Linked DNA regions of Homo sapiens: region 1 is linked to region 2. Evidence: chromatin loops called from intact Hi-C (ENCODE). Cell type or tissue: PC-9. All regions are shown on one strand. Links, peaks and the distances in the headings refer to the core of each region. The heading gives the core; the rest is flanking DNA.

Region 1 (12,213 bases), core at 3,645-8,644, 770 kb before region 2:
AGCCTCAAACTCCTGGGCTCAAGTGATCCTCCAACTGCAGCCTCCCAGGTAGCTGGGACTACAGGTGTGCACCATTACGCACAGCTAATTTTTACATTTTCTGTAGAGACAGGGTCCCATTATGTTGCCCAGGCTAGTCTCGAACTCCTAGGCTCAAGTGATCCTCCCACCTCAGCCTCCCAAAGCACTGGGATTACAGGTGTAAGCCACCAAGCCAACATGAACAGGGAATTTTAACCGGCCAGAGGAAAAGACACTAAAGAGCAAAAGGAGATCATTGCTAGATTCCTCCCTTGGATAAATCTGTAAAATCCTAGGTTTTAGCCAAACCCTCCCCATCTTTGCAGGCCCAGCTCAATTCTGCCCTATTCCCCAACCTCATTCCCTTCCCACCCATGTCTTGGGTAGCAATGCAGCTTGCATGGTTTAGCTCCATTTCTCTGAGTTGACGGCAAACTCCTTTGAAGTGAGGGCTGAGTTCACCCTCAGTTTCTTCCAGCCCTTCCCCATTCAATGACTTCCAGCTCCCTATACCAATCAGCATGCTGGGTTCTCAGTATGGCATTCCCCTTGCATGTGGCCACAATTGGGTACCACGTACCATTTTCTCTGAATGTAATATGTAATAGATTCTTTTATTCACATTCAAAAACAGAAATGAGCAAAGCTCTCTGAGAAGATGATGAAGAGAGCAGGAAGCTCTTGCAGTCACCCGGCTACCCCTATGCAGTCTGTCATTGCAATACTCTACAAGACCCATTAAGTGCTGATTTTACTCTGTCTTGTAAATGGGAGAACATGTAGAAATTTTAACTCATGTGAGATTTATTTAACCAGCAGCCAAATGCTGAGAGCTGTCAATCTGAGTGTCCTGTGAGTCCTCCTAACTCCCTAGATGTACCCAGTACTAAAGTCCCTAAGAACAGAGTGCTTCGTTGTAGGAGCACAGCCAGGTGCCTCAGGCCACTCCTCACTTGTTCACTGTGCAGGTGACAGCTTGAGAAATTTGGCAGCAGAAGATCCTGCCTTTAACCAGCATTCAGAAATAAAAATTTCTGAAAAGTTAGCCCTGAATGCTGCTTGGGGATAAAGAAAGTCAACGCTGTAAGCACGGTGGCTTTGCCCAGCATGGGGGGGTGTGTGGGGGGTGGGTGGCAGACACAGCTGAAGTGTAGAGCTCAGCAGAGCCTGGCTCAAGCCCAGCCCTCAAATTTACCTAAGCCACCAGCCTTCCAGGGCACTGGGTTCCTGGTCTTCATGGAGAAAAAAAACAAGCCTCAGTCAGTGCCCCAGTAGCACTGAGACCCATTACAGCAACAATCGCCCGGTTAAAAGAACTAAAGACCTAGATAGCCACCGCCCAGGGAAGCAGAAAGGTCTTTTTGGTTTCACCTTTATTTCATCACTCAACCAGGTGCAGTCATGGAGAAATCTTTGAATACAAGCATTCCACAGTTCTTTCGCTTTAGGAACCACGAATGTTGACTTAGGCTGTGTTTTGCCACATCTGACTCCAATGCAACCCACCAGTTTCCAGGAGAGACTGGGGATGGGGTGAATAAGGGGGGTGGTGAGGGGTGAATAAGGGGGGTGGTGAGGAGTGAAGAGGGCCAAGTGGGAAGATGATCAGATGATTTCATGCACTAATGAACATTCCAGATTTTGTGATGATCCCCAATACTGCCCACCTAGGAACTGGGTGATTACTATGCCGGGCGGTCACACCTGTTGGATGTACCTAGGTGAAGGTCAGGCTCCCTCCCCACTGGGCCCCACGCAGCCTGGGCACCAGCCCTTGGCTCACACCTGCTGCCAGGTAGCAGCCAGGGAGACTTCTTATGCAGCCCGCTTGTTTCAAAGGAGCGTCGGCGACAGGGAGGGGAGGATCTCAAGACCTTTAATTAGCTGGGAATTGCACCCTCTCTAGTGGCTTGCTTGTGAGAACTAGAGAGCTAAGGAACAGCTCCTCAAAGAGGAAGATGGCACTTGCCAGAAGGCAGAGCTAAAGCACGCAGGTGAGTCCTGGGTTCTGATGGGGCAAGAGTTCTCCATTCCAGCAAACTCCAGACAAGAGCCAGCAGCAGGGGGGCACGCAGCCTCCACCATTGCACATGCCCTGTGTGTGCCAGGGAAGTGACCCTCTTTTCCTGGGGTCTAACTTCCCTGTCTGCAAACTCTTGTGTTATGAGCAAGGCAGGCTGGGCGGGACCCCTTGGCGGAGAAGGGAAGAGCCACACCTCCCTAAGGAAGTGACTCCCACCTCTCTTCCATCACCTGCTCCTAAGGGAGCGGCTCCCACCTCTCTTCCGTCCCCTGCTCCTAAGGGAGTGGCTCCCACCTCTCTTCCATCCTCTGCTCCTAAGGGAGCGGATCCCACCTCTCTTCTATCTCTTGTCCCAGACATTCTAGTTTTTCAAGAGAACCTGAAAGCCTGGATTTGTAAATTTAAAAAATCTTTCATTTTTAAACTGTGTGCAACCAATTGAAAGCAAAAGTGTAATATCGGACAAGTCAAACAAAACCCAACTGTGAGCTGGCTCCAGCCATCAGGCCACTCTTCAAGTTTCATTGCACTCATAGGCCTCTCAGAGGGCCCCACCTAACCTTCCATGCCCTGTGTCTGCTTGTCTCCCCGAAAGCAGATGTGCAGTGAGAAGACAGATGCTACACCCAGATCTAATGTGTGGTCTCTGGATCAGCAGCACAGCCATGACCCTGGAGCTGAAGGGCAGGATAGAGGGTCCTCCCCAGAACTACTGAGTCAGAATCTGCATCATAGCAAGATCCATGGGGATCTGGTTGCACATGAGACTTTGAGAAACACTTGTCTAAAAACAAGTAAGATAAAAGAGTCAAGCATGGTGAAACCCTCTCTCCTCTCCAGGACTTGGAAATGCCCAGATAACGGCACCTTCCCTCATGTTTAATCTTTTCCACCCAACCTTACTAGGCTAGAAATAGCCGCCATTCGGTCCTGGGAGGATCCTGGATTCTGACGGGGCATCGAGAGTGGATGCAGCACTGTCACTGGGTTCCCCGCCTTGGTGTTACAGCTTCCACTGCCCACACGGGGAGTAAGAAGTGGGTTTCCAGAATAATCCCTCTCTGGCTTCCATCGCTGCAGGAGACTTTACAGCCACCAGGGATGACCCCAAGCCCACGCCCCAGGTGAAGGTCAAGCAACCGGAACAATGCCACTCAGCTCAGATCACTAGGACAGGAAGCCCAGGAAAATTCCCTTCGGAGATCAGCCTTCTACGAAACTAGAAGTTGCATGCTACTGACTCCAGACCCAGGAGAGGCAGACACAGCACACACAGTAAAGGGGGAAAAGTTTCCTGGTGAGTCCTACAGAATGACGGGGCTCATTCACTCCTTAGAAAAGCACCTCTCTGCATCCATGGGGGCCTCAGGATGACGGTGGAAATGCCTGCTGCCATCTCAGCTTTACTTGCGTGACTCTCCCCAGATCCCCAGGCCTCGTCAGCAGAGACACATCTATCGATAATTACAGAATACACAGCTTTGGGGGGCATTTCCCTTCCATTCACGACATTTAGTGGTGTCAGTCTGAGCATAAATACAATTAGATTTGAGAGTTCTATTACAAAAGCCAATAAAGCGGGCCTCAGTAGAGATTCTAAAATTACTTAACTTTTCTTTAGAAAAATATTAAAACAGTATTATCACATCAATGAGAAGAAAAGACAGCAAGATAATAAAGTTATGTTAAACCTCCCTGTATTTACTCATGTGTGAAACAGTTATGTCTGGTCACATAATTGCAATGGTTCTGAGAAATATTTCATATTTTATAATGAACATTAAAAGAGTTTGTGGATCATTACTTTATATGAGTTCCAAAGTTATTACATAAAACCCAATAGGAATGGTTATAAATTATCAGATCCTCTGGCCTGGCCTTGGTAAACATAACATGAAGACTGAGACATTTCAGCAGACAAGATTCATGAGAAGAGGTAAAAATTCTTCCTGCATTTTAAGGAGAAAAGAAGACCAGAGTACTTGTAACCAGCTCTTAGCATTTTTGTTTCTGTTTCAAAGAAATTCTATTGAACCACTTGCTTAAGCCACACACACACAAAGCTTCTGTTAGAACAAAAGAGTAGTTCCTTTAGACACTGCCCTCATCGCCTCATTTTTCATTATCCTATCTGTGGCCTTAAGGTCACTGCCAAATTCTTGAATTTTTCAACACAGTGTGGGTTTAAAATGCTGTACTTAGCAGGCTCATACGATACCCAACAATTCTTTATTTTCAAAAGGAGATCCTCTCTTTGAAATCTGAAAATATGGCATCTTTACAGAAATTGGAGAGTTGATAACATTCTGAGGAAGTTTTCTTTTGGGGTCTGCAGAATAGGTTTGCAGACAGAATTTTAATTACAAACTATCATTTGTGAACCACGGTTAAGCATGAAATGGATGCTATTCAATTTCCTCGTGCTTATTCTCTTTTTTAAAAATAAATCACAGCATTATATTTTGTTCTGAAAAATCACACCTGGAGCTTCCCTTCCTCCCTCCCCCTTGCTTTCTGCACGGTGAAAGAGTTAAGTATGGGAAGAATAGCAGCTGGGTAAACAAAGTTAAGGACCAGAGAAGTAACGTCAAATCTTCTTGTCAGCATCCAAGAGGCACAGTGCCCAACTGGGGCGCTTTCTGATGAAACACACAGGCAACATTTGCTACCTGGTTCTAGGAAATACAGGCACCTCCCTCGCCTTTGTCCAAAGCAGCCCCGCTTCCGGTACCTGTGGAGTGAAGGTGGGCGCCCGCCCTCCAGGACCCCACCTAACCCCTCTGAGGCTCCCCTACCTGCCAACTCCCAACCTTATCCCGGGTTCTCCCCTTTATGTGGCGCAGCTGTTGGTGAGGCTTTCTCAGCAAACAGATGTCTTTTGGAGAATTTAAAGCTCTGAGTTGGAGGCCAGATTCTGACTGTACTTTGAATTATGTCTGCCTCGATCATTATGCAGTCATTCACATATATTTTAGACATCAATATTGTCTTGAAATATTCTCGAGTTCTCAATGCTATTTATATGCTTCCATTCTCTCCTTTGCTTCTGCTCTGACAGTATGCTCCAACGTCCCAGCGTCACTGACGACTTGCAGATCATTTTAACACATATTTTCATTGGTGAGGGCTTTGCCATTTCATTTAACATGATTTCTCGCTAAATTGAGCAGAGATTGACATTCTTGGGACAACAACCAACCTTGGTCATCTGTTTGGATGGAGGATTTACCCAGTTCAGTATTTTTTAAGATGAAACAGTGTCATGTGTTGCCTCTTTCTACGGACAGCAAGTTTTTACCAATGACAAAAGAAAGATTCTAAGGATGCCAATTTACAATGTGGGAGGAAAAAAAATCTCTCCTTGCTTATTTACAGAAATGCTCATCGGCTAACATATGAGATTCTGATATAATGTAAGCCCATAGGTAAAAGAAAAAGCAAACTCAAACTGTGAAAACAAAGCAAAACAAAACAAAAACAGATATTTTCAGGACTTAAAGAGTAACAAGAAAAGGAGAGAAATCTTTGGGGCTCTTTCAGCACATTTAGTTCTAGGCCAAGTTTAGGAAAACCGTCATGGCCCCTCAGAGCTTCATATGGTCACCAAGAGAGCCAATCTGATTCAATGACTACTCTTACTTTCAAACGGGGTCAGGGCTCTCACCACCACCACTCATCTATTGATCATTTTGTCCTTGTTTGCAGATCATCCCTTTGAAGTATTTTCGCAATGGCCTCTAGGTGCCGCTAACACTGCATAGCTTCAGCCTTTCTGCACAATGAAAACATTAATTTGCTATGAGATAATTTTTGACGTAAATGTAAAATGGTGCCCATTCGAACTCAGTAATGAAGCATGGTGCATTTCTGCAGCTCCTAATTTGACTAGTTAAATGACTCCATTACGTGTCTAACAGACAGAAGCAAATAATTTCTGGTCAGTTGATGTTCACTTACCCGTATCATTTTGCCCTGAAAATAAAGTCTCTAATCTACAATTCCTTTGTCTTAGTTTTTTTTTTTAGTTAAGATTATCAAAGCAAATATACTTAAATATTTCAGATTAAACCAGTATAAACTAACAATTAAAACGTCAGACAGGATAGGCAAATCAAATATGTGTAATTGGAGAGGTGGAAAACCAGTCAGCCCCCTTCTAAATTAATTACTCCAACTTTGCCCCTGTCACTAGGTCCTAGGGGTTAGGATGACTCTCGGGCTTCAAAAGAACAAGTGTGTATCTTTCAAGTCTATTGTTTTCCTGTGACCCCAAAGGGGCTACTGGCTGTTCCTGTGTCTTTTTCACTTTGCCACATAACTTTGAGGATGTTTGGAAAATCAGTAGCAGGATGCATCTCACAATAGCAAAAAAAAAAAAAAAAAAGGAAAATGCTGCTTTAATAAATATCAAGTGATGAATAATTTTGCCCAAAGGGGAAAAAATGGTTAATATTGAATCTTAATGTTCCTCATCTAAATGCTTTTTTCTTCCTGCTAAAAACAAGTTTAGAATTAAAGCGTATCAGTTTACACATATTGCATGCATATTAGTGAGACACAGCTGTGTATGTCCCCCTGTTAAGAGCCATATGATTAAGTTATGGGATATCATATAATCCAAACGCTGTTTCTACTGGTCACCTTTCACAGACAAAAGCTTTTTAGTTTTAGGTCTATTAAATGACAGAATGTCCGATTCTGGAAATGTGCAAGCAATTATTATGAAGCACCTGTGACTCTCACTTTTTGCTCACCAAGTCCATCTATAAATTGCTTCTGGAACATTGCTCAGAGGCTGACAGAGGACTGTCCTCCCTGTCTGGGGCAGCTGTCGGGCATACAGTGAGGTGGCTCAAGACCCAGGGTTGATCCTGGTTAACTATGGAATCAGGACCCCAGCCGTCCTACCCCATCGCCCTGAAGTGAAGAGACTATAGACTCTTTCAGTGAAGAAACAGTGGTCGGAGAAACAGTGAAGAAGAACCCCCTAAAGTTCAGAGGGAACCCTGGGCCCACCCGTTTATCATCAGCACTTCCGGATGATATTTCGAACTAGGTCTGCACCAGAAAATCAGTTTTCAAAAACATGTGAACTAAAAGAACCAGTTTAAATGATCTTTATTTTTCCCCAAAGTAACATGCTATTTGACCCAATTAAAAACACTTTTTAAAAACTGACTGGAGTGTGTCTATTGACTACCTTTATTGAGCTTTTAAAATTTCAAATCCTTGTTTGTGGGCAAATTTCACGCACTTCTATGTTAGGGATGAGGGACGGGGAACAGCACAGGCTGCTTGCCTTTTGATGTGAAACAATGTGAAAAGGACTATTTATGACTCATACTCTGTGGAAACGTTGGCTGATGCTGTTTCTGCCACTTGATCCGGGGAAGTTGCTGTCCTGCAGAAGGCCAGTAGCTGGTGCTGGAGGGGTGGGGGCTCACACCTCTGCTGCCCCTGCCCAGGGGTCCTGAGATAGCCATCGGGGCCAGGCTCCTTGGTGTGATGTAGGTCGAGCGCCTGTGGGTTTGCAGAAAGGATTTGGCCTTTTGATTTGGTGTAGAATTTACAACCTGAGAGTGATGTCTCAGCACGCAGATCTGGGTTGTACTGGAAAAGGAAATGAGGTCAAGCTGAGAGGAACAGTGCTATCTGAGGAGGCTTCCACGCGGCCGCAGGTTGGGGACTCGGAACCGCTTCTTGTGGGCCCAGCCCCTTGACAGGGCACCTGCAGCTAAGAGCATCTGAAAGCCCGTGGGTGTGCACCTTCTGCATGGAGCAGCCCTTTTTAGTCTGTGTTCTGGGAACACAGGCAGAAAAGGAAGGAAATTCCATCTGAGGATGAGCCCACAGTACAGCCTGAAGGGGAGCGAGCCATAGGAGAACCGATGCATCCCTCAGGTGTGAGGAAAATTGGAGGCACTGAGCAGAAGAAAAGTGAAGGCAAGCTTCCTGGCTGAAGCTGACTTCATATGAGAGATTTCCAAAGCGACACGTGGGAAACTTCACAACTCCCTAAAACCCGGAGATGGGGCCAGGTCCCTCTTGTACCGGTTGTCAGGGAAGCCTCAAGACTTCATGCTGCTTGCTGTAGGACAGCTGGGGGCATCCAAAACAGTTTCGCTAGCAAAGGGTCAGCACTCCCTGCCCCAGATTAAAAGTTGGTGATGCTATCAACCCTTTGGAAAGGAAATACCACTTCCAAATTGGGGTCTTAGCAAGGAGGTGCTGGAACTGGGTTTATAATGCTCTTTTAAAAAACACAAGGAGGCATACATAGAACATAGTTGATTGGAAGGAGGGATGACAACTTCTAGAGAAAATGAAAAATAAATTATTTGCTTTCATGTCCATAAAGGGAAGACGAAAGCAGATGCCAGCAACAGACAAGCATTTCCCAGGGAGAGGAAAATATTTCTGAAGGAAATCAGCCTAGTAGCAGAACAGGTGAGAAAGAAATTAGAGTGTCTAAGGACTGATAACTCCGGGAGCAGATGGGAACCATCTTAGAATTTGTGCAAGAAGAGGCAAGGAAACAGGGGAACGGTTAGCAAATACCTTTTAAAAACACCCAGGGAAACGGGAGAAGCACCAGTGGCCAAGAGCCCTTATGCAACACCTATATTTAATAACGACTCAAAGGGAGATCAAAGAAATTAAACACCAGTAAGCTTGACTTGAGCAGTGGGGAAGATATTGGAAACACTAATCAGGGACAAAATAGGGAAAGTTATGATTTAATTAAAGATATTCAGCATGGATTCACAAAAGGGAGATCATACGTAACAAAACTAATAGAATATTTTGAAAAAGTAACAAAAAGGAATTCAAGAGGGAAACCAGGGGTATAATTTACTGGGACTTTAAGAAAGCTTTTGTGCACTGACTCACAAAGGACTAATCTCCAGCGGTGGGGAGTTTGGGTGTGAGTGTGGTGGGGGGTGGAGAATGAATGAAGAATTGTCTGGACCAAGGGTACTTGTGAGCATTACTATGAAGAGATTAGGATAAAAAAAGGAGACTGACTGCTGGAATTTCCCGAGATCTGAGTTTTTTTAATTAATTTTTTTAAACATACAACATCAATAGCCTTGCTTCGGAAATGCGCCCAAACGTGGTGGAATTCTCCTGCAGGTGTAACGTCGGAGGGCAGGTGCCAGTTGATACAACAAGGGCAATAACATTGGAAAGGATTTATTGAAATATGATGAATACATGACCATCCCTCAAATACTACGAGACTGCGACCAAAAGGGGGGCAGAGCCACTAATTGCCACTTGAGTAATTAACACAAATAAAGGTGGAGAAAATGTCTAGAAGGAGCTAAAGCACTGTGGTCTGGACAGTGCGTGATCAACAGCTGTGCCCACTGACCGGCAAAGTCACACATCCACACGTACACACCGATGGCTTCATGCAGAAGCACGCACACACCCGCACATGCACACATTCACACATTACATAGGGACATTCATGAGCACACCTTCACACCTTGCAAAGATGCACTCCTGCCTAAACACACATTGTGCACATTCGTGCTCCTAGACACGTGTACACACAGTCGTGAACATGTGTGCGCAGGCTCAAGCTTCTTTCCCCAGAGGCTGCTATACTGTGCTTAGGTGGAAATGATGGATGTAAAGGAAAAAAGAACATACTATTTTCCACCAGGACAGTTGGGGAGGCACATGACAGGGGGAAAGGCCCCCTTAGTCACATTACGGTAATAATAGATGCCACAGGGATGAAAGAAGAGGCAGAGGGGAGAGGAATCGTGAGACACAAAAAGACCTTTGTTGCTACAAGCCAAACCAGAGCTGAATACCTTCTCTGAAAAAATAATGGCAGAAATCCCCAAAGGGGCCAAACTCTTGCACTTGGAGACAGAGCTACAGAATGCAGTAGCAGGAGGCTGGAGAAGACGGTGACTAGATCTGAGACCTGCTGTCCTCAGGGCTCCAACCCAAAGCTTATCCAGCAAGAAGCCAGGCTGGGCAACGGCATGGCGAACTTTCCCAAAATGCAGACGTGTTGTTCGCCAAACGAATAGTTTCTTCATTCTTGGTGAATGTCTAGGTCAGAATAATGACCAAAAGCATCAGAACATATGTGTCTAGATGGGAAGCTCCCTGCTGCAGGGTGGCGCCATCCGCTAAGTGGGCTGCAGCCACTAGCAGACGGCCCTCATCTGTGGGGCTTCACACTCAAATCCCTTTGACACTTATAAAGTTATGACAAGCCTGTGGAGAAGATATGGATATAGACACAGATCCTAACATGCAAGTATTAGAATAATTTGAACTTCATTTACCTTTTACATCATTCATTAATATTAAAATGTGACTTCAACAGTTTCCATATTTAAAAGGTCACTGAGGATGAAAAGTTGCAAAATGAAGGATACATGTCCTCCTCATTAATAATAACAGGAGTGTCCTATAATAGTCATATCCTCTGATGCTAAGGCACCAAGGCATTGATTCCCCCCAAAAAAATTTTTTTAAAGAAATGCCACCAAAAGCAATGGCAGCAAAAGCCAAAATTGACAAATGGGATCTAATTAGACTAAAGAGCTTCTGCACAGCAAAAGAAACTACCATCAGAGTGAACAGGCAACCTACAGAATGGGAGAAAATTTTTGCAATCTACTCACCTGACAAAGGGCTAATATCCAGAATCTACAATGAACTCCAACAAATTTACAAGAAAAAAACAAACAACCCCATCAAAAAGTGGGCAAAGGATATGAACAGACATTTCTCAAAAGAAGACATTTATGCAGGCAAAAGACACATGAAAAAATGCTCAACATCACTGGCCATCAGAGAAATGCAAATCAAAACCACAATGAGATACCATCTCACACCAGTTAGAACGACCATCATTAAAAAGTCAGGAAACAACAGGTGCTGGAGAAGATATGGAGAAATAGGAACACTTTTACACTGTTGGTGGGACTGTAAGCTAGTTCAACCATTGTGGAAGTCAGTGTGGCGATTCCTCAGGGATCTAGAACTAGAAATACCATTTGACCCAGCCATCCCATTACTGGGTATATACCCAAAGGATTATAAATCACACTGCTATAAAAACACATGCACACGTATGTTTATTGAGGCACTATTCACAATAGGAAAGACTTGGAACCAACCCAAATGTCCAACAAATAAAAGGCTGGATTAAGAAAATGTGGCACATATACACCATAGAATACTGTGCAGCCATAAAAAAGGATGAGTTCATGTCTTTTGTAGGGACATGGATGAAGCTGGAAACCATCATTCTCAGCAAACTATCGCAAGGACAAAAAACCAAACACCGCATGTTCTCACTCATAGGTGGGAATTGAACAATGAGAACACATGGACACAGGAAGGGGAACATCACACACCGAGGCCTGTTGTGGGGTGGGAGGATGGGGGAGGGATAGCATTTGGAGATATACCTAATGCTAAATGACGAGTTACTGGGTGCAGCACACCAGCATGGCACATGTATACATATGTAACTAACCTGCATGTTGTGCACATGTACCCTAAAACTTAAAGTATAATTAAAAAAAAAAGAAAGAAATGTCCACTATAGGCTTTCTCTCCATTTTAACTCTGGAGACGTACATACTTTAAACCAAATCGTTATGAATTCATGCTTAGAGATTACAAACTAAGAATGAAAGGAAGGAGGAAATTTTTAAAAATATACATATAAAGAGAAACAGCTAAGCATAGCAGATCAAAATGCACCCCACTGTGTTTTGACTGCAGATCCCTCTTCCAACATCTCCCAGGGACAACTGAAGTGGACAAGCACTTCTTGAACAAGTAAAGTTAAACCACAGAGCTCACTTGTTATCTGTGGCTCCACTGCCATTTTAAACACTTGTCTCTGAAGCTTTCACCTTGGGATAGATGACATTTACAACACATGTAACAGAGATCGAAACGTGAAATCAATAACAAAAAATGTTTGCCTTTCAATTTGGTTCATTCTATCACTTCCCCCCAATTTTTGATTCAAATTGAATTTGGGAATTTCTACTTTGCTTTCTAAAGCAAAGAAATCTTTTTCTAATACCCTGGAGTTCACTCAAGCATGGCCTAAAGCAATATTCACTAAGAGGAGAAAAGGGTTAACTGGGGGAGATGTAAGCACCACCCCCCAACGCAAC
Region 2 (12,213 bases), core at 2,653-7,652:
AGATCGTGCCACTGTACTCCAGCCTGGGTGACAGAGCAAGACTCTGTCTCAAAAAAAAAAAAAAAAAAAATTTGCTGGGCATGGTAGTGCACACCTGTAATTCCTGTTACTTGGGAGGTTCAGGCAGGAGAATCACTAGAAGCCAGGAGACCGAGGTTGCAGTGAACGGAGATCATACCACTGCACTGCAGCCTGGGTGACAGAGAAAGACCCTATCTCAAAAAACAAAACCAAAAATAAAAAAAGAAAGAAACAGAGAAAGAAACAAAGAAACAAAGAAAAAGAAAAGCTCTCTAAAACTCATCAGGAACAAACTCCAAAGACAGCATCTCTCAGGTGAGCTCAGGAAGGGCTCTGAGTGTTTTGAAAATCAGGACTTGGTGAGGCCCAGTGGTGAGAGTGTCTGTGTAAAGTTGCATTATTCAGAACAAGTTTTCCTGTATAAAAATAATACCAAAAAACTAACCGCAAATGTCAGTAATCAGAGGTTTGGAATTTGGACTACTTCTGCTCCAGAAGGAACTATCTGGAAAGACGGCAGACGGGACCAGTTTCTTTCTGGGGAACGAGACTGGGCTGATGTCAGAATTCCCCAATTTAAAATCAGAACTTCCCCCTGTCCCCAGCTCCAGGCCCTCCTGGCTCCTGGGAGCCACAGAGAGATGGCTCCCGTGGGCAGCCGCTGTGGATGGATCCTTTATTGGGCATCTTGAATTCCAAGCACCAGCCCCACATTTGCAAGCAGAGCCTCCAGGTGACCAAAGTGGAGCTGCACCTGTGACGTGCTAACTCCCCATCTGCTGGGCGGCACAGCGGGGCAGAGGGAAGGTGGAGAACCGCTACCGTCTCCACCCCTCCAACCCCACCCCTCCCCCAGCCAGCTAAAGCGGCTTCAGGAAGGGCCACGTTCTGAAATGAGGGCTGGGGGCAGGCCACGAGGGTGCTATTAGTCCTGTGTTTGCGGCCTCCTTGCCTGCCTGGCTGGTCCATGAGACCAAGCAAGGCCCTTTCTCCCCACCAGCGGGGAACATGCTGCCACCGGAGGGATGGCAAAGGGTTTACGGGCAGTTGACAACTTGGTGTGCTATTTCCATAAGTGCTGATGAGTTTCTACCAGTTGTTCACACATCATTCAAGAGATACCTTTTGAACACCAAGAATACACAAAGCCCAGGCAGGGAGGGCAGAGAGCCTATGCCTGGCTAACACCGGCAGGAGGCAGCTGCTCCCTTCTTTGATGGAGGCAAGTACTCCAGAGGTGACAGAGGGGCCTTGCACCCAGGCTTCGGGGCAGCCACGCAGAGGCTCGGCAGAGGGTGCTTCATTATGGGCCAGGCATTGCCCCAACCCCCACCCTCGCCTGGGGCTACCCACTGCTCCCACTTCTCAGGGGCAGGAAGTAAGCCTGTGAGAGGTTAAGGAGCTTCCCCAGGCCTTTCACTACTCAGTGGTAGAGCTGGGACTTGAACCCATAGCACATGCCTCACACCTCTCCTCGAGCTAGAACCACTTACATGTTTGGGGGTCCGAAAGGCCAGCGTCCGTTGTAAATAATACAGGAACAGAGATGGGCTCTTGGAATGAACATGTCACTCCTGGCCGGGCCGGTGGCTCATGTCTGTAATCCCAGCATTTTGAGAGGCCCAGCTGGGGGGATCACTTGAGGTCAGAAGTTCGAGACCAGATATGGTGAAACCCTGTCTCTACTAAAAATACAAAAATTAGCCAGGCATGGTGGTGCATGCCTGTAATCCCAGCTACTCGGGAGGCTGAGGCAGGAGAATCGCTTGAACCCAAGAGGCGGAGGTTTCAGTGAGCCGAGATCGCGCCACTGCCCTCCAGCCTGGGCAACTGTGGAGACAGGGTCTCACTATGTTGCAGAGGCTGGTCTCGAACTCCTGGGCTCATCAAGGAATCCTCCTGCCTTGACTTCCCAAAGTGTTGAGATTACAGGCGTGATCTGTAATCAGATTTTTGAGACTCCATCTCAAAATAAACCAAGAGAAAATGTCAGCCCTTTGTTGGATGAAGCCATTCCAGGCTGGTGTCACATAATTCACTGTGCTTCCCTGCCCATCCCTCACCCACTGCAGACCTGAAATAGGGCATTGCAAGGGACACCACGACATTTGCAGATGCACACCATTTCTTATGGGTGAGCGCTGATTAGTCACAGGCCACGCAGCCCAGCCCTGTGCTGAATGATGTGGGGCAGATTAGAAACCACAGCCCATTTCTGCTCCTAAGGCTGAATTCCTCCATGGGAAGTCAGGATCAGAAAGCAAAGCAGGAGACGAATATGATCAAGCATTGGATGGCAGCCCCCATTCTCTTATTTCTGCATTTCTCTTAAAGTTCTGTGTTTCAGTCAAGAGTCCACCCAAGGCGGGGCAAGGTGGCTCATGCCTGTAATCTCAGCGTTATGGGCAGTCAAGGCAGGAGGATTCCTTGATGAGCCCAGGAGTTCAAGACGAGCCTGTGCAATATAGTGAGACCCTGTCTCTACAAAAAATAACAACAACAAAAAATTAGCCGAGTGTGGTGGCATGCACTTGTATTCCCAGGTACTTGGGAGGCTGAGATGGAAGGATCTCTTGAGTTCGGGAGGTCGAGGCTGCAGTGAGCTGAGATTACACCACAGCACTCCACCCTCGGTGACAGTGTGAGACCCTGTCTCTGACAAAAAAAAAAAAAAAAAAAAAGAGTCCACCCCAGGCTCCCCGCTGCTGGGCAGGCTTCCTGTCTCCCTCTCCCAGCTGCAGCTCAGACTCTGATCTGCACTTGCACTTAGGACAGCTCACCACACCCCACCAACCCCTCTCCCACCGCTACCCCTCTAGAAGCTGAGCCTCCTGGGAGCAGTGTTGGGGCAGGTTCTGCTTGGTTCCCCTCCAGCACCAGGGCCAGGGTGCGGCACACTCACACCCACCCACTCGGTCACGCCCTGGGTGTTTCTCTAGGGCCCTCCGTGGGCCAGTCTCTGAGCTGGATGCAAACGTTCTTAAGGAGAAAAAGAAATCAGTTTCTGTCTTCTGAGAACTGACAGTGTAACAGCAGTGAACCCAATAAACAACCATAACAAAATGCTCAGCAATGGCAGACCATGATAAGGGTTATGCAGGGAAGGAACAAGACACCCTAGGAGAGAGGAACAGCAGAAACTAAAGCTACATGGGCGTGGAGCATCAGGGAGGCCTCTGCTCAGGGTGTGCACGCCCAGTGCCTCATAGGGGCTCACGGTTTGATGAGCACATTTGAAGGTAATGGAAGGAAAGGTGACAAGAGAGGAGAAAGTGTGCAAAGTGGGGCAAATGGGCTGGGCACAGTAGCTCATGCCTGTCATCTCAGTGCTTTGGGAAGCCAAGGTGGGAGGATTGCTTGAGCCCAGCATTTCAAGACCAGCCTGGACAACATAGAAAGACCCCCATCTCTACGGAAAATAATTTTTTTTTTGAGACAGAGTCTCATCTGTCACCCAGTGCAGTGTCGTGATCTCGGCTCGCTGTAACCTCCACCCCCCAGGTTCAAGTGATTCTCATGCCTCAGCCTCCTGAGTAGCTGGGACTACAGGGGTGTACCACCAAACCCAGCTAATATTTTTGTATTTTTAGTAGAGATGAGGTTTCACCGTGCTGGCCGGGCTAGTCTTGAACTCCGAACCTCATGATCCACCCGCTTTGGTGTCCCAAAGTGCTAGCATTACAGGCATGAGCCCCGGCTCCTAGCCCAGAAAATAATTTAAAAAAAAAAAAGCAAAATGAAATAAAGTGGGGCAAAGGAAAATCCGACTGAAAGAGAGCCTGGCATTCGGTAATCAAAACCCTTTCCAAAGTTGAAGGACCAAAGCTCCGTATGAAGGTGACCAAGGAGGTACTGGGACAGTCGGCCAGCCAGCTCCTGAACGGCTGCAGGTGCACCTGATTCCAAAAAGTAGGAGTAAGTCAGTCCCAGCGGGAAGTACAAGTTCAGCTCCCTGAAGCCTGCTGTGCCATTTATGGGCCATTTCTGCGTGTAAAACAGGAAATTAGGGCATTAAAAATGACGAACGAGCCAAATTAGCCCATCTGTCTCTCACAGAATCCCCCTGGGCTACAGTAACTGTGACCCTGGCCAGCCCCTGAGAGCTGAGAACCAGGCAGGCTGCAGGTCTCCCATGCCCACGGTGCCCGACTCTGCCTCTCTGGGAGACTGAGCCCGGAGCAGGACTCCGCAGGGAGCTGCCTCAGCCAGAGCGGTGGTGGGCATGGTGGGGATGGACGAGATGGCAGGGTCTGAAGCTTCCCCGGGGACGTCTCCCAGAGAGAAGAGCAATCTCCTTCCGGAAGTTTCCAGCAGCCCTGCACCCAGGGGCTCAAACAGCGGCATCAGGACCCAGATTGTCATGAGAGGCTCAGCTGTCCTCGGAGTGGAATTCTTTCACAGGCAGGCTCTCCCCAGTGGCGCCAAAGGCGACTACAACTTCAGTCCCAGCCTCAGCTCAAGGAGAGGGGCTTGTTCAGCACTTCCCCGCCATATCTTGGGATTCGTTCTGATTGGTTCAGCTTAGCTCACTGCCCACCCCTGAACCAATCACAGTGGCCTGCAGCTGCACTTCTGTGCCCTCATTGGTTGGCCATTCCTGGGTAGTGCCACTCCCTGCTGGAGCTCTACCTAAATCACATGGACTGTGAGTCATGGATGGGTCCTCCAAAGAAAAGCAGGGTGACTTGGACAAAACAAACAAGACAGCCAACTACAGCTGGGATAAGAGACGTGTGAAGGGGGAAAAGCAAAACCGCAATGGAAAGGAAAAGTCCCCAAAGGGAAGTGTTAGGGCTCAGAGATGGAGGGGGACCCCGGCAGATCCAGGAGGTTGTAATGGGTCCGGCATAGCAGCTCCAGCCTGTAATTCCAGGACTCTGGGAAGCTGAGGCGGAAGGATTGCTTGAGCCCAGGAGTTCCAGACCAGCCTGGGCAACAGTGAGACGGTATCTCTACAAAAAATAAATATATATATGTAGACTGGCGTGGTGGCATACGCCTGTGGTCCCTGCTACTCGGGAGGCTGAGGCGGGAGGATCATTAGAGCCCAGGAGGTCGAGGCTGCTCCCTCGGGCTCACTCGAGGCTGATCATAGCTCACTATGATCACACCACTGCACTGCAGCCTGGGCGACACAGCGAGACCCTCTCTCAGGAAAAAAAAAAAGAAGAAGAAGAAGAAGAATGTCATGGAAGGAGTGACATTTGGATGGTTATGAAGACTGGGGAGTTCTCATGAGCAGTAACCACTGGGCCATTTTCTACCCTGCACTTTCTCTCTCCTGCAGGTGCCTTTTTCTTAATTACACCCAGAGAGTATAGGAAAGTGGATGCCAGCGATATTTATTTTCTGCTCTGAGCCCAGCACAGGTATCTCACCAGGGGCATCTTTCTTAATGAGGGAAGAAAAATGTCAGAACAGCGATCAGCCACGATGCACCCAGTGGACTTAAAAATAAGCAAAAATAACATGAAATTTTTTTTGCATTAGCTGGCTGTATATATCATCCAAGACTATGAGAGCAGGATTTTCTTTGTGCCATGGTGAGATCTGTTACTAGGGGTTTCCTCACAGTGGACGTGCTTCACAGAGGGGATATTCATTCTGGGGATTATTTTATTCAATTTAAAACCCGAGCAGAATTCGGGGGCTCAAGCCCATCTGTTCCAGCTGAGGTGCCAATCTCCTCCTTGTGTTTCAGGTCTGTATCCTCTACCCTCTTGGTGGTGCCTCCTTACTTGCATCTGAGGTTACACCTTTTATGTGTATTTGGGGGCTTCAGGGGCAGAGCAGAAGTCCCTGCCACTTAATAAGAAAGCAACCCTCTGTGAGGTCATATTACCTTCACACAAACCTGTGAGTAGGGATTCTCATCCCCATTTAAGAGAAGAGGAGACTGAGGCTTGGATGGGCTTATCTACTGATCCACTGTGCTACACACCTTCCCTATCTGCTCTATCAGGGCCAGAGATTGGCTGGGCACGGTGGCTCACACCTGTAATCCCAGCACTTTGGGAGGCTGAGGCCAACGGATCGTTTGAAGCCAGAAGTTTGAGACTAGCATGGCCAGCATGGGAAAACCCCATCTCCACTAAAAGTACAAAAATGAGCCAGGCATGGTGGTGCGAAATCTAATCCCAGCTACTTGAGAGGCTGAGGCACAAGAATCACTTGAACCCGGGAGGCAGAGGTTGCAGTGACCTGAGATCATGCCACTGCACTTCAGCCTGGGTGGCAGAGCAAGACTCTGCCTAAAAACAAAAAACAAAACAACAACAAAAATTAAAAGGAAAAAAAAAACAATTAGTGGGTGTGGTGGTGCATGCCTATAATCCTAGCTATTTAGGAGGCTGAGGTAGGAGGATCTTTTGAGTCCAGAAGTTAGAGGCTGCAGTGAGCCATGATAGTGCCACTGTACTCCAACCTGGGTGACAGAGCAAGGCTGTCTCAAAAAAAAAAAAAAAAAGCTGGGCCCAGTGGCTCACACCTGTAATCCCAGCACTTTGGGAGACCAAGGTGGCTGCATCACTTGAGGTCAGGAGTTTGAGACTACCCTGGCCAATGTGGTGAAACCACATCTCTACTAAAAAAAAAAAAAAAAAAAAATTAGCCAGGGATGGTGCTCGTGGCCCATGCCTGTAGTCCCTACTACTCCAGAGCCTGAGGTAGTAGGATCGGTTGCTTGAATCTGGGAGGTAGAGGTTGCAGTGAAATCACACCACTGTACTCCAGCCTGGGTGACAGAGCAAGACTCCATCTCAAAAAAAAAAAAAAAAAAAAAGTCTAGCCCGGAGCCCAAGCAGGGTGGCCCTGGATGCATTCTGTCCGATGACTGAATGAATGGATCATGGGTCCCCACCCATGTCAGGACTGTATGCTCCGGACACAGGCACCCCAAATCATTTCTGACGCTGGGTGCACAGTTGGAGCTCTCAATAAGGGCTTGATGCTGGCCAGAGGGGCTGAAGAGAGGAGGGGACTAACTCCCCCTCCCTAATTCTAGGCCAAGGCAGGAGAAGGATGAAAAGACTCCGAGGAGGAAGTCCTTGAAGTGATGAAATGAAAGTAATCCTGATTGGCTTCACTTAGAGTAGTTCAGAGGAGGAAGAGCAGAGAATCAAATGAAGCCCGTCCCCAGGTCCCCAGGGCTCAGCTGCTCTCCTTCCTCTAGCAACACAACAACGGTGTAGAGTGCGTGGGGGCCCCACTGCCACTGGACCACTTGGGAGAGGTGAATGGTACTCACCTCGCCTCTTCTGCAGCAGAGAAGTGGGGAGGATATATCAAGAGGAAAACAGAGAGGAGAGTCAATGAGAGACGGAGGTGATGAAACATGAGAAAGAAAGAGAAATGGTACTTAGCACAGGAGACACAGAAGGAGGCTGGAGAGGTGGAGCGGGTTCAAAAAAGAGAGAGGAGCTGGTAGTCTCCCCTCTGCCCTGCACACCCCCTTCACCCTCCTCCACTGGCTCTGTGTACCCCTCCACAGACTCTATCTGTGGATGCCTCGCTCTGCCTTCTGGGCAGGTGGACCTGGGAGGCCCTAGCAGGAAACTGGGGGGCAGAGGAGAGCACCTAGAGTGGGGGTTCCCTGAGCTCCTCCTCCTTCTTCGGTCACCACTGCTATCAGGGAGTGCTGCCTACACAGCCACCTTGCCCTGCGTCAGAGAACGCCTCCTCACGTAGCCCTGCGGCCCCAGGGATGGGAACAGCCCACTGCTACTAGACCCAGGGTACCACTCCTCCTCCTGAGGTCCCCCATGCAAACAGTTATTTATAAAACTCCGCCTGGATGGCCAGATTGAGCAATCCACCCAATGGGTCCTGGATGATACAGGGGCATTTGGGGCTTTTAATCCCCAGGAACGGAAGAACCCCTCTATGGAGGAGAGAGGCCCGTGCCTCTGATTTGAGAGGGTGTCCTCACTTCAGAGGTCACGGAGCATCCCCTGGAGTGGAGCACGGCCTCTTTTGGAAGGCAGCAGCCAGCACAGACTTCTTAGAAGGCCCTGCCCTCTGCTGAGTACCTATGAATGGCTGTTTGTTTTCTGTTGTTGTTTTTTTATTTGTTTGTTTTTGTTTTGTTGTTGTTGTTTTTGAGATAGTCTCACTGTTTCACCCAGGCTGGAGTTTAGTGGTGCAATCTCGGCTCACTGCAACCTCTGCCCCCTGGGTTCAAGCAATTCCCCTGCCTCAGTCTCCTGAGTATCTGGGATTACAGGCGCCCACCACCACGCCCGGCTAATTATTGTATTTTTAGTAGAGATGGGGTTTCACCATGTTGCCCAGGCTGGTCTGGAACTCCTGACCTCAGGTAATCCACCCACCTCGGTCTCCCAAAGTGTTGGGATTTTAGGCATGAGCCACTGCGCCCAGCCGCGAATGGCTATTTGATGAGTGAGTCCCAGGCTCAGCTGCAGCTGTCTTCAGAGGACAACCCTTAAGATAAATAAATAAAGCCTCCCCTGACTGTGCATGCCCATGTCCAGACTCCCAGCTCTATTTTTAGAATGTAGGACAACTTTCTCCCGGAATAGACAAGACACGCTAATCCAGGAGGGAGGCCTGGAGAGATGAAGACGTCGAGTCCAGATATGAATTAGTCGTGAGTATATTATTTGAAGAAATGTTGAACAGCTAGGCAAATATTTGATACCTTTGAATTGGAGCTGGCGTTTTCACAGGCAGAGTGCTGGCAGCTGCTGAGACATCCCCCTTACTGGTGGCATACCTTGCTGTCACACCCGGTGCTGCAGGCCACCTCTGTGGTACACTGAGAAGTAATTAAAGTTGCATGCCTGCTGGAATCCTCCGCAGCCATGCACCAAGCCTGGGTCTCCGGGACAGTGCTTGGCATGTGAGTGGATCCAAATCGCCTTTTCTTTTTTAAAAGAAATATTTATTTTCCTTAAACATACCATCATCTTATTAAAAGAATGAAGTTTCTGCCTCAGTGGGGCTCCTATTTTTGGAAAGAAAACATGATCTGTGGTTTGGACTCTCTAGTCTGTGATCGTGCGGAGGGGGTTCCCAGGAAAGACACCCGCCTTCCCTTGGCTCAGGAAACAGGCCTTGCCTATAAGGCAGGAGGATATGGGGGGAGACCTCAAGGTTTGGGGGCAGCTGTGGGAGTCTCTGCACACTGGCAGAGAATTAACTAACCTCTTGGAGCTTAGAGGGAAAACCCCGGGGAACAATGATGTCGGGGGCACGGTCAGCAGAGTGGCCGAGCCATCTGTACACCAGGTACCTCATCCGGGAGTGGGGGCTGGCATTGGCATCCCCAGTTTACAGAGGGGGAAACAGAAAATCCGCGATATGGCCAACACCAGTGATGTCAGAGCCGAGCCAGGGCATGACGGAGCGAGTATGGGAAGCAGTTTGCAGACCACCCCATGGGGTTTACAACAGCAAAAGCTAATACTCTTCGAGCTCTTGCCTGGGCCTGGGGCTCTACCTGCCTCGCTCAGTCCCCTGTCCCCAGGCTCAGAGGATTCTGGCCCCCCCCCCGGTGACAGTCCCCTCCCCCTCCCCCCTCGCCCCGAGCCTACAGCCCGTTCTGCAGGGGTCATGCCTTGCTCTTGACGATCAGGGCGATCTGCAGGTGCTCCTGGTGGGAGCCTGGCCCGCCCTCCCCTTTTCTGCACCCCCTCCAGGACCCGCAGCCAGCCAGCTCTGAGGTTAATTCTGTGACAGTGTGCAAATACGGCTGCCGCCAAATCGCAGCCTCGTGCCCGCAGCCTCGCGCCTCAGGGGTAAGGCCTGATTTCTGAGCTAAGGGAACCTGGGAGCCTTGCGAAGCCTCCACAAGGCACGCACTTCCATGAACCCCATTTTAGAGATGAGAAAACCGAGTTAGAGAGGGACGCACGTCACCCCCTGGGCACGGCACCGGCCACCGCGCGCTGGCTCCCAGGAGACGTGGGGCTCGGTTTCTGCTGGGAGAAGCCGAGCAAAGCCAGAGGCTGTTGGGGACTTCCCGGGAGAGCGGCGCGGGCGCGGGGGCGCGGGGGCGCTGGGTGGGGGTCTGAGCACCAGCCTGGCCAGGCTTCCCCGCTCCGCAGATGCCCGGGCGCCGCCACCAGATGGCAGCAGACGCTTTGCGATCGAGCGGCCGGGAGGGCGCGGGGCCGGGTCGGAGCGGGGTCAGGGGAGCCCACCCGCCGCGCGGCTCGGTCTCAGGGCCGCCTCCTCCCTCCGCTCCCCCGGGCTGCGCCACCCAGGCCTCCAGGAGCCCGCCAGAGCAGCACCCCGCCCGCCCTCGGGCAGCCACCTCACGCTGCTCAGGAAGGACTGATTGGCTTGGGCCGGAGCCGGGTCCCCCAGCCATCGACCCCGCGGGGAGGGCGCGGAGCGGGCGGGGACTGTGGCTGGGGAGGCCGCGGAGACCCCTCGGACCAGCCCAGCTCACCCCCGCTACGAGACGGGCCGTCACCCACGCGAGCCCTGAGGATGCTGACCTGGAGTGGCGGCAGAGGGCAGAGCGCGACCCTGCCCTGTGTCCCCGCGGCAAGGCCCGCGCTGGGCCCCGCCGAGCTCCACCACGCCCGACGACGCTCAGAACCCGGCCTGCAGTGCTGGATGCGAGGGGTTTGGGCGAGCATGGGTGCAGGCCCCGTGGGCAAGTCAGGGCGCCTCTGAGCTGGCCCTGGCTGGGTGTTGGAGGTGAAGGCTGCAGAATGGGGGAGGGTGGCCAGGCTCCCACCTCGGGGAGATCACCTGGCCCGTCAAGGGCAACGCATTGCACGGGGGCACAAAGATGGACCAGCGGACACTGGGGACTACCACGGGGTGTGGGCGAAGCAAGGGCTGAAAAACCACCTACTGGGTTCCATGCTCACTATCTAGGTAACGGGATCATTCGTACCCCAAACCTCACAGTACACCCGTGTAACAAATCTGCACGTGTAACCCCCCCCCCCCCAACGAATCCAAAATCAAAGTGGAAATTATTATTACTATTTTAAAGAGCAATTCAGGACGGGCGCAGAACAGGATGGAGGTTCGAGTGGGGGTGGAGGGCCATGACCCGGGAGCTGGAATATTCTGCGCCAGGGGACGGGGGCTGAGAGTTGAGGGTGCCCGGGGACCTCTAGAGGGACCCTGCACTACACAGATCGGGACACTGCAGCCAGGAGCAGCCGCGGGCACCCGGGCGTCAAGGGGGAGGTGGAGGCAAGCACTGGGAAAGCGGAGGAGGCGGCTCCATCGTAGCCTTCAAGAAGCTAAAAATAAAGTGCCTCGCGGTGGACGCTGTACAGCCCACTAAAAAGAATGACCTCCTCGGCCCGCGCCATAAAAAGCCCACCTGGCCGTGCGCTCCTGCGCGCAGCCCCGAAGCTCTCCGCTGCCCCTTGGCCTGGAGTCAGGCTGCCTACGGGCGGGAGGGCTGGGCTGCCCGCCTCAGGCTCATCAGCGAAGGCACCCGCGGGCGGGGAGCAGGGGCTGCACTGCCCCCGCTTGGGCGCCTACTGTATGCACATTGCAGTTCCACGCATTTATTCACAAGTCCTTAGAAAGGGTAAAAACAATGAAATAAAACAAAATGCAATGAAGAGAAGTAAAACAATAAAAAATTAAAAGACAGTGTTGTGGTGTGGAATGAAACCTCGAGTTCCATTCCTGGCTGTCATTCCTCTCTGGGCTGGGTCACGGGGATTTTTGTTTGTTTGTTTTGTTTTTGTTTTTGTTTTGAGACAGGGTCTCACTATGTCGCCCAGGAGGGAGTGCAGTGGTGTAATCTCGGCTCCCTGCAACCTCCACCTCCCGGGTTCAAGCGATTCTCATGCCTCAGCCTCCTGAGTAGTAGCTGGGATTACAGGCGCGCGCCACCATGCCCAGCTAATTTTTATATCACGCGTGGCTAATTTTTTTTTTTTTTTTAAGACAGAGTCTCACTCTGTTGCCCAGGCTGGAGTGCAGTGGCGCCATCTCGGCTCACTGCAACCTCCGCCTCCCAGGTTCAAGCTTAATTTTTATATTTGCAGTACAGACGGGATTTCGCCATGTTGGCCAGGCTGGTCTCGAACTCCTGGCCACAAGCAATGCGCCTGCCTCGGCCTCTCAAAGTGCTGGGATTACAGGCATGAGCTACCGTGTTTGGCCGGATCCTTCATTAAACGGGAATATGAATGCTTGCTGCAGACATTTAAAAGGAAGGAAACACGGGGCAGGGTGTGGACTAAGACCTAC

Evidence for each region. Peaks named below come from ENCODE experiments on the same cell type or tissue, not always from the same donor. Only the 100,000 strongest peaks of a DNase experiment are listed, where the experiment ranks them.
Region 1: a loop joins it to region 2, with 16 times the contacts of the local background. A loop is called at or near these places in 12 of 110 quality-filtered maps.

What each region holds. Positions count from the first base shown.
Region 1 is chr19:30,643,765-30,655,977 of GRCh38, reverse strand. It overlaps a transcript of ZNF536 not described here. Among named protein-coding and RNA genes, the nearest start is that of ZNF536-AS1, 20 kb to the left of the region's middle. In PC-9, for the core only: CTCF peaks have their summits at 5,579 and 5,779 (motif pointing right); no DNase peak of the experiment used is centred there; H3K27me3 peaks cover 3,611 bases.
Region 2 is chr19:29,871,571-29,883,783 of GRCh38, reverse strand. No RefSeq gene overlaps it. Among named protein-coding and RNA genes, the nearest start is that of URI1, 65 kb to the left of the region's middle. RefSeq lists enhancers at 1,018-1,553, 4,269-4,769, 4,488-4,782 and silencers at 2,824-2,883, 4,553-4,612, 10,035-10,494. In PC-9, for the core only: no CTCF peak of the experiment used is centred there; a DNase peak (open chromatin) is centred at 4,623; H3K27me3 peaks cover 1,266 bases.